2 separate regions of the Homo sapiens genome follow, and region 1 is linked to region 2. A link is an interaction called in ENCODE POLR2A ChIA-PET data of the cell type or tissue named here. Cell type or tissue: MCF 10A. All regions are shown on one strand. Each heading gives the region's core, and the rest is flanking DNA. Links, peaks and the distances in the headings are about the cores only.

What was found. ChIA-PET counts read pairs that join two places held together with the same protein. Peaks named below come from ENCODE experiments on the same cell type or tissue, not always from the same donor. Only the 100,000 strongest peaks of a DNase experiment are listed, where the experiment ranks them.
Region 1: POLR2A ChIA-PET joins it to region 2 with 6 read pairs; 4 of 35 experiments call an interaction of 5 or more read pairs at or near these places.

The regions. Positions count from the first base shown.
Region 1 is chr3:146,579,163-146,584,549 of GRCh38, forward strand. It overlaps a transcript of PLSCR5 not described here. Among named protein-coding and RNA genes, the nearest start is that of PLSCR5-AS1, 7.7 kb to the right of the region's middle. RefSeq lists an enhancer at 2,519-3,718. In MCF 10A, for the core only: no CTCF peak of the experiment used is centred there; a DNase peak (open chromatin) is centred at 3,099.
Region 2 is chr3:146,164,205-146,169,591 of GRCh38, forward strand. No RefSeq gene overlaps it. Among named protein-coding and RNA genes, the nearest start is that of PLOD2, 5.7 kb to the left of the region's middle. In MCF 10A, for the core only: no CTCF peak of the experiment used is centred there; DNase peaks (open chromatin) are centred at 1,367 and 2,417.

The DNA of each region.
Region 1 (5,387 bases), core at 112-5,111, 410 kb after region 2:
TTTACACTTATTTAGAGAAATTTTATTAAAAAGAATTTTTTCTTCCAAGGTGAGCAAAACACAATGTAAGGAGAAATGATAAAAATCAAAGTGTATAGAAAGGAAAAAATGCTTAATTTGAAAAGTCAAAATATGATAAACAATAATTTCATTTCCCCTTATTTTAGCAATTAAAGAAACAATAATATAAAACTTACCAAACAGGAGTAAGAGTAAATTATGAAGTAGTAAACGTTTATGTTATTTCCTCAGTTTGTTTTCATTTTGAAAATAAAATACAACAAATCTAAAAATAATGTGTCCATAAACCTCTAATTAAGGCTCAAATGAATTAGAATTTCAGTGTGCAACCTGTCTGGGCTATAACCTGAATTCTTCAGATCATCTATCCAAACCCCTCTTTTGTAGGAAAGTCTGATTTATCTAACAAGTTTTAGCTTCCTTCCTTCCAGATATTATGGCTTCGGAAAGATATTGTTTTGTTCCTCCTTAATACTTGTCAATTCGCTCAGATTCAGTTTCCGAGTTTCAATACAGTTTCTAAACAATTTCGAAAGCCCCTAGAAGATGCTTTGGCCAAATACAAAGTACGTAAATTCAGAAGAAAATATTAGTTGAATCATCATCTAGCACCATCACTTGGAGGATACGTGGGGCACAGCTGAGTGGGACAATGTGGCCTAGCCTAAGAGAGTCTGACCTCATTAAGCACATTCTGATCTTATGCAACCTCTTCATTCTTCATTCTGACTACTATATTTCTATTTCTTCTGTGCCTTTGTTTGTGCTGTGCTCTTCGCTTGGAATGTTCTCCCAGCCAAACACTTCCTAGCTTTGACCCCACTTAGCATGGAAGACACATATTCAACTCATGCGTTATTTGTTAGCTACTCTCTAGGGGTACTAACTTTCCACCTTAAATGGTATTGAATGCTTCCTTTTTTTGTGCCTTTGTGGTACATTCTTTTTATTGTAGCACCTGTAACACTGATTTGAACCTGTTCTTATGAGTGTCATGGCCATACCTTCAGTTTCTAATGACAAAAATTGGAATGAACTGATTTTATATACTAGAGTTCTTAAAATCCTTTACATTCCATATCTAACGAAATGCCAAGTTTTGTCAATTTCTCTTCCTAAACTTGCCTTGCAAGACTGTATGTGATTTAGCCCCTAGCTACTTTTCCTACAGCAGTTCATTTCTCTCTCTTCTTGTTTACTGTACTCCATACTGGCTTCCTGTGCTTCTCAAACTTGCCCAGTTGCTCTTGACTCAGAGCCTTTGAATTTGCTTTTTTTTTTTTTTTTTTTTTTTTTTTTGAGACGGAGTCTTTCTCTGTCGCCCAGGCTGGAGTGCAGTGGTACGATTTCGGCTCACTGCAATCTCGGCCTCCCGGGTTCAAGCAATTCTTCTACCTCAGCCTCCCGAGTAGCTGGGACTACAGGCCACGCTGCCATGCCCAGTTAATTTTTTGTATTTTAGCAGAGATGGAGTTTCACCGTGTTGCCCGGCTGTTCGAGAACTCCTGAGCTCAGGCAAGCCGCCCGCCTTGGCCTCTCAAAGTGCTGGGATTATAGGCGTGAGCCACCGCGCCTGCCCCGCATTTACTTTTATATCTGCCTGGTACACTCTTTTCCTAAATATTCTTAAGTCATGCTTTCTTCTTTCTGGTCTACGCTAAAATGTAACAGCAGTTCTATTTCTATTTTGTTACCCTGAATTACTTTTTCATGGGTTTGAGGGTGTAAAATTCTCATCCTTCTAGGAAAGAATTGATTGTTCACTCCTTGCATTAACAATCAAACGAGTAACAATCAAAACTAGTATTAAACCTGCTTAATCAATCAATGATTGATTACAAAAGTACACACACTCTGAAAGACAATTGGAAACATCTTCTTTACATGATTTCTGAAAATCAGATAATCAGCAATAGCTTTAGTCCAGTGAATAGATTCCTAAGGGTCAGCCAGTCAGTGAACATATTTACATAGCTAAAGTCAATACTCCAGCATTTAAACTCCACACTTTCCCAAAACCTTATATAATTTACCTTCTTTGCTTATAAATTGTGTCTTGCAAAACCAGTTCTCCCTTGCCTGAACAAGTAATAAGTTCAGCTTATTGTTTTAGATATTGAGTGGTAGATTCCTTGTCAATATTTGTGGTTATCTATGGTAACCTTAACGTGTTGTTATCTGTTGGTTTATTATCAACTCTATTCTATGTAAGCTCCACAAAGGCAGGAACCTTGTTGCTTTTGTTTACTGTTATAACTTAATGCTGACATTGATGCCTAGTGCAGTGTATGCATTCCAGAAATATTTGTTGAAGAGAGTTTAGAGCAGGGACAATGTACCATTGAATATAATATCCCCAGTGCCTAATATGGAGCCTAGTACATAGAAGTGGTTTCAAAAATATTAGCTAAATAAGTGAATGAATAAGAAAAAGTTCAAGAGTGACTATAGTTAATAACAATGTTTTGTATTCTTGAAGATTGCTAGTAGTAGATTTTAAGTGTTCTCAGCACAAAACAAAGTGAGATAATGCCTATGTTAATTAGCTCAAGTTAGCCATTCTACAATGTATAGATATATTTCAATACATCATGTTGTACATGATAAATATTACACTTTTATTGGTCAATTATACAATAAATAAAAATGAAAAAATGATTAATTGTCCATGTATTATTTAACACATTTTTAGGAACATCCTTGAAGTAAACCAGAAATTATTCAGATCTTAATGGGTCCACATCTAGTTCTCTTAAACTCACTTCTCTTTTTAGAAATATTCTAGTTGAAAAGATACCCACTTTCCTTTTTTGACATCTCTTTTTGAAAGACTTAAAGGCATTACAATTTCAATGACTAAAACTGAACCTATGCTCTTCCCCTAAACCAGATCCTCTTTTAATATTTCCTCTGTCAGTAAATGGCATAGGCCAGAAATCCTTTCTCCCTCACAGAGAGTAGGTAGGAAGAAACTAGACAGGTAGTCAGTTAGGGTGGGTCCTGGGTTGAATTCTTTCAAACAAAAGAACAGCCTGCAGGCATAAATAAGGGAACTTGCATAGGAGGGCTTGCCTAAGACATGGCCTCACTGCATAGATAAGACAGGCCACACAGCTGACTTGCCCAGACATGTCTGCAATGGAAAATTCCATCCCCTGACACATGTGCAGTAAGGGGAACAAAGCAATATGGAGTAACTCAAGGTAAGGGCCTGCATGCACACTAGGAGGACAGAGTGGAGCTACCAGAAATTTGTACTTTATGCAAATTAGATGCCCAGCCCTCATTGGTTTCTTAAAAAAGCCTCTGTATTCAACTGTAAAATGGCAACTCTTTTCTGGGACCCTTCTCTGTGGCAGAGAGCTTTCTCTCTTTCTTTTGCTTATTAAACTGCTGCTCTAACCTCACCCTTGGCATGTCGCCTTCTTGATTTTCTCAGCTGTGAGACAAAGAACTTCGGAAAAATTTAGTTTGTAGTTTAAAAGAGAATAGCCCTTACCAGAACAAAACTGTCTCTATAAATCTAATGAAAGGCCACCAGGTTAAAAGGATGAAAGGGGCCTGAACTCTGCTAAGATGTAGGTGTAATTAAATGATTACCAACCATTATACTGCAGGTCACAAGATTTACAACTTTCCCAATTACTCCTGTAAATACCATTACTATTGTAGAAACTAAGATTGGCTTTTTGAGATGTCTTTTCAGGCTTTTGCATTTCAAATAACCGAATGGTCCTGCCTAGACCAGCAACTCCTCTGTGGCTTCCACCCAGAAGTGGACTCAGTGCATGAAGACCATTTTCCACACCCCTACGTTTGTATCCCCAACCAATCAGCAGCACCCATTCCCTAGCCCCCTGCTTGCCAAATGATTCTTGAAAAACCCTAGCCTTCAAATGTTCAGGGAGGCTGATTTGAGTGCTAATTAAATCCAGCATCACTCCCTCCTTCTCTGACCAAGTCAAATTGCCATATCTTAGCATCTTGTCCCTCTCCATTAAACACTTCTCATATCTGAAACGTAATCTGTGTTCTTGTCATTATTGGATTAAAAGCTATCTCTTCAACTAAACTGTTACCACTGTAAGAGAAGGGTCTACTTATTGGCATGTAAGAGCAAGTAAATAAATATTTATTTAAATGAATGAATGAATGAGAGTTGTGTGAATCTGGTCAAGTTTTTCCCAGTAAACACAGTAAACAGAGTTGGAGTAAACAGAGTTGGAGCCTGTATTCTGGGGTTGTCCTGGGGACAAGAGGCAGTAGTGCACTAGGAAACACTGTTGTACAAGTATCAGTCCTGGTCTAGAGCTGCATGCTTTTCACTAAAAATCATAAGGTCTGGCTAGTCTCTCATGGACTTATGTTTGGTGGAAAAGGGAAAAGTAGAGCATGAAAGAGATAAGAAGATCAATTTTACCTTTAATAAGAAAGGAGAGACAGAATGGGTCTCAGTTTATTGTACTATGCCAACTTGGAAGCAAAGCGCTACATCAGGTTTTTATTTAAATGCAGCCAATTTTTAAATGAGTGATATATTCTAAGAAGGATTTTAATCTTTAGTGAGTCTCCCTTTGGTGTAAGTGTTGAATAGCTCTGTCCAATATTTTAGGGTTCATTTAATATTAAAAAAAGTCTCCAAAGCAGTTTATCATGGTAAAATGCAGCACTTACAAATGATAATTTCTTTTTCCCATTTTTGCCCCATGGTGAAAATCTCAGCTGTTGCTGCTATGACATCAGTTATAAAAATCTTATATTTTAGAAACCAAAAGTAAAGGACAAGAGAAGATAGGAAAGCAAGATTATCTTTAGGAAGAAAATTGGGACATGAAGCAGGAGTGCTGGGTGGGAAGGGGGGAAGACAATTTCCCAGGCAGTCATCCTCATACTGACTGATTTTCCTTTGTTATCATTTCGTTACCCTACCAGAAATTTATATAAAGCATGGTGCCTGGCATGTTATTTGTCCTCCATTTTATTAGTTAATGAGCATCAGCTTTAAAAGTGTAATTTACTTTAGCTGATTATAAGAAAACCATAAATCCCATATATTTGAAATGCAGTAGATTGAGAGGAAAGGGAAGGAATGCTAAGCTCTTCTTCATCATCACCAGAGTTCTTCAAGGTAATATGAGAATCTCAAGGAGATCCCCAAAGATCACAGTTTAAGGTTGCAGCACTGGCAAACAGCAAAATTAGATTCCAGGTTATGTCTATTGCATAAAAGGTTTTTGTTCCCTTCTATGACTGCATTGCTTCCAGAATGAAGGTGATACCAGTTACACTGAAAAAATAAATGGTATGACTGGGAGAAAGGTCGCACGTGATTTTAAAATATAGTTATTTTTTGGTAGTTAATTCCT
Region 2 (5,387 bases), core at 180-5,179:
GTCATTGACTTAAGGGCTGAGGGACACTCATTAATTCCCAGGCATTCCCAACCTGCTATGGTAGCAGCCACTCTGATGATGTAACTCTTGATCATAAGAAGTCAGGGTGACATGCTCAGAAATGGTAAGGAAATTTGAGGAGAAATGAGAGAAGCAGCATTTGCTCAGCAACCATACCTTTGTTCATGTTATCCCTATATCTAAAAAAAAAAAGGATGACAAAACCTGTCCTCCTTCCTTCATTGGGCTAATGTCTGTCAAGCTCAAGTGCCACCTCCTACAGGAAGCCCAACTGGGGTAACTTACCCTACCTCAGGATGGGTTTAGATGTCCCTGTTCCATGATTTCTAACTTCTGAAGCAAACCTCTCTCATTTGTGACAGGGTCTTTTCTTAGAATTATTATTAGACAGTGTGTCTGTTAAGGTCAGGATTCAATTATTTTTCATCATCAAAGAGTAAGTACCATAGTAGCACATTTGTTTATTCATTGATTCATTCAAAAAATATTCCATGACTACTATATCTCAGGCATTGTTCTAGATAGATATTGGTAAAAACAAATTTATTAGTGACAGAAAAAACAAAAATCTACTGTGCTTTAGTTTCAGGTGAAACAGAGATAAACATATAAGGTAATAAGTGGTAGAGAGAAAGTAAATCAGGAAAGGTAACTGGGAAGGACCAATAAGGAGGGGAGGTATACCAAAACCTTAGTAAGGGATCCTGGGAAAGCCCCACTGAGAAGACGATTCTTGAGCAAAGACCTGAAAGTGGTGAGAAAAAGAGGGGGCCAGGATGTACAGGGGACCTGTGTTCCAGGCAGAAGAAACAGGAAGTGCAAGGACTGTGAGACCAGAAATACCTGGAGTGTTGTGAGGAAGCAAGAGGGCAATTGAATGTTCAGTGACTGTGCATAAGAATAGTAGGAGATGAAGCCTGAGAAGGTAACAAGCAGGGCGGAGGCAAGCAGATAAACAGACAGTGTGATAAGGGTAGAACCTAGTAACAGCTTTGTCCTTTACCCTGGATGAATTGAAAAGCCATTTGGATGGTTCTAAGCAGAGCAGTGACATGATCTGAAGTAGGATTTAAAAAGGATCACAGAGTCCACAGCTGCCACATTAGAGGAAGATAAGGGAGAGTGAGTGGAGAAATAAAACAGAAAGTCTGTAGACCTGTAGACCAACTTGAAAGCTAATGCAGTGGTCCAGGAGAGAGATGACGGAGGCTTTAAGCAAGTCAGTAGCAGTAAATGAAGGTCAATTTCCAGATAGATTTGAATGTAGAGTCAACAAAATTTGATGTCTGAATGTGGGCGTAGGAGAGAAAAAGGAGTCAACGAATATTTATTCAATGAATATTTGTGGAGTGAATAAGAAGTAAAGCTTTGGGAATTCGCGGAATAACCCTGGAGGTACAGAGGAAGGGGGATGTTAAATGAATTAGAGGACAAAGAAAAACCACCAGACATCCAAGAGCTGAAACTCAGAGAGGGCGGACCCTTTTGAGGAAAGAGGAAAAAAGAAATCAGCAAAGGAGACTGTTAAAGTCAGATAAATAGGAAAAGTATTACAGAAGAGAGACTGGGGAATAGGAGGAAGCCTCAGAGAGGTCATTGATTATAGCATTGGGAAACACAAGTTTAAGATCAGAACTTAGATGGGAGTAGAAACTACAGTGAATATAAGATATAAACTGGAGATGAGGGCTTAGAGAATACCATGAAGCAGAACTTTTGTGCTGTGACTCTTCATTCTAAATCAGGTCTCTGCTGCAGATGTCAGGGGATGACCTCTCTAATTTTAGGATGATCAAGTTGCCACAAATCTGAAGCTCCCCTTTATATATGAGAGGTTTGCAGTATAGTCCGTGGGCCCCAGCAGTTTTCCCTTTTAATTCTTTAAGCTGTAATTTGACAGGAATGATTTACCAGGTGACTTTTTCAAGGCTGAACGTCCTTTCAAACAAAGCCTATATGAGACCAACTACATTTTAAGAAGTTAAAAATAAAAAGAACCAAACAAAAATAGTAAAGGGAAGAATTTCCTAGGAGCTAGACTTAAACAATAAATGACCTGCTTAACACAAAAGTAAAACAGGTTTCCTCGTGCAACAAAAACAGTAATTTATCACAGGGAAAATGAGCATGGTTTATTTTCTGAGGTGTTTTATTTCTTTCATTTCTTATTTGTCTTCAAGAGAAGATAAGGACACTTTAAAGTATATTTTTTAAATAACACTAATTCTACGTTTTAGTCATCTTAGTGTGCTTATCTGGAATCTTCTTTCTGTGGATATGAGTTGTGAAACCCTTGTACCTAGCAAAATGATGTCAGATGTAAAACTAAGCTCAGCCAAGTTCAAAGTAAGAAGAGCATGCCAGGATAGGAAAGAATGCCAGCAAACACAAGTATTTTGAAGATGATTCTAGCAGATGTTTGTGACTAGTCAAAATGATTGGGCAGAACTGTCTAGGCCGTGAATCATCCTTCAGGGTCAGCAATCACTGTGGCATTCACATTCAGTCTTCCAAATATGTTTGACCAAAGTTCCACACGATGACCTACGTGTTGGCATAGGTAACACCAGATTAGCATTAATTATGATTAATCACCGTGTATAGTCAACATTTTCTTGTTCAACAGTAGTTTCTAATGATTTTTTTTTTTTTTTAACTGACTCTCTGCCCTTATAATCTCTCATTCTCCTGCTTCTCGGGACCATTTAGCTCCTTTCTCTGACATCTGCTCTGCCCAGAGGCAGATTTACCCTGAAACTATTGAAGCTTAAATGTCAATGCCCCTCACTTGCAAAGGCCCCTGTAAGTGCTAGGAGTGTCTGGGAGTTGTACGATATGCTAGGCTGGAAGGGAAGCCAAGCTGTAATCAGGAACAATCACTAAGAAAACACTTCTTGGAAACGGCCTGGGGAAATCTTAGAAAAAAGGGCCCTGAGCTCCAAGGATTCTCTAAATTATTGGGCTTTCTTTTCTTATTCTAAATAAGTACTCACTTCTTTATTTTATTTTATACTTGTAACTCACATAATCTTTTTTAAAAAGATCTCTAATGTTTTAGACCCCCATAAATTTTGACTGGCTTCTTGTCCTACCCCTAGAATCTAAAACCAATCCTTTCCGTAAGAATTGAGAACACAAGGAGTCTATGATCAATAATTCTTGGGCTCAGCATGCAATTGAATCTTTCTAAGTCAGTTCTGATTGTATGCTATACTCAATTTCTGATAATGATATTGTTACTTTATTCCTCTATGATTAAGCATGCCCTTATATACCTTGGTTCAAGTATTTTAGTCACTATTTTGGATCCCTGTCTGATTGCCTAATTCATCTCAGACTGAGATCTTTCCTGATCTTCTTCTAAGTTTTCCAGAAAATGGAGTTCTGTCACTTAATTGAATCTCTGAACCTCCTCAAGGCCTCCTGCCTGCATTGTCTTACCATCTGCTATTAGGTATTTCTTTACCTGTCTTTCCCATGGCTCTTAGTCTGCTGGTTCTGATCATCCCTATTCTGGCAGAGCTTTTTATGACGGACATGAGATTAACATACATTGATTACAAGTGTTTGATTCAACCAGAAACTTTCAGTTAAATAATTGTATTATAATTCTACTTGGTGAGATCTCTAAGGATGCTATCTTGAAATGAAGTATAGTCTACCTAAGAAAATATTGAGATCTATTATGTAATAGAAACAGTTGTAAAACTCTAATGTTAGATGTTATTTTGTTAAAGATGTAAATAACTCTAATATTAGATGTTATATAAAGAACAGAGAGCATAAAATCATAGAAAATTATAAAACTTTGGTCTTAGGGAAGTGGATATCCTTCAGAAATATGGCATAAAAGTACAAATGGTATTCCTAATCTGCCATTCTTAAAATCTGGGTAATGCATTATGTGGCTTTTTTTTTCCAAAAAAGGAAACATTTTTGCAATAGAACTGAAAGTAAGGAGAATTTACTTTAAAGCATATACCAATAGAGAAAAGCATGGCATTGGCCAGTGTGCCACACCATGCCCAGTCTCACTGCAGCACCTTAGAATTATAAGTGTTGTCTTCTTTAAGAGTATTTTTTCATTACAGGTTTCTAAAAGGGATGGTTTACATCAGGTATAATTTTCTGTATTATAGACACAGATCACAATGCACAGAGCCACTTCATCCTTTTTGAAGATCACTATAATGATCATGCAGCCCATTTGCTGAATGCATGTGAAATGGTCGGTGAACTCCCTGCAGACATCTTATTTTGCAAAGTTCTCTAACATTACATCACACCACTCTGATATTGAAAGGTAACCATTTGGTTACTGCCCTCTAATTATCTTTTACTTCAACCACAGTATTTTTCTTAATTACTGTTGCAGTGTTACTTTGTTAATGTCTGTGGGCCCTCTTTTTTTTTTTTCCAGCTGTTAATATGGTTCTTAAAAATTGGAATTCAGAGACTATTGACACCAATTTTATCCTAAAAACATTATTTAAGTGCAAAGGATTATCAGTATTTACCAAAAAAGGTTTTAGCTATAATAAAAGACAAATACTTATTTGAACAAGTTATTAAATAAAAATTTTTTCCTTAAACATTTTAAATTTCAAGAAATGAGAAATATTATCAAATCAACTACTTTAATGCCTTCTTTGAATTCTTCAGTTTTTCAATAATTATAATTTATTGCCTAAATCAAAATAAATAAATGATACAATTAGTAGCCACACAGCAAATTTGGCCAAAATCAATCCCAAAAGTCAAAAATCTCATTTTATCTTTATTCCACTTATGATTTTCTTAAAGTAGATGCACAGTTTTTCATTCAACAAATAGTTTTAGTGCAGGGACCACATTCCAGACACTGCTCTTTGTCTTTCAGCTTTCAAAATGAATTAGATCCTGCTTTCTCTTTGAATACCTACATACAAAAGCAAATCACTCTGCTAAATAATAAATTAAATTGTTATAACTTGATTTAGTCTGTAATATATCAAAATTAAAACATATTAAAGAAAAAATAAATTTTCTGAATTTGGGAAACTGGATTATTTTGAATATATTATAGTGTCCCAGATAAAATAATAATTTGAATTATCTTTTTAAGGTAATAGTTTGTTGTCATTTGTTGTTGATATCGCTAAGGTGTATTTGACAATGGTCTATAATTAAGTAATTAAAGTTACATAATTATTTCATAGTCAAGAAACTAATCAATTTTGACATTGCAGCCACCTAAAACCAAAAATACCACTTTTATTGTGAGAATAAAACAATAGAAGGTAAGTTACTAGAGTTTATTTGTAGTCTTTATTGTTGACAATAGGGCACATCCCCTCACTTTCACACGCACTAATTTCTTTCTCTAT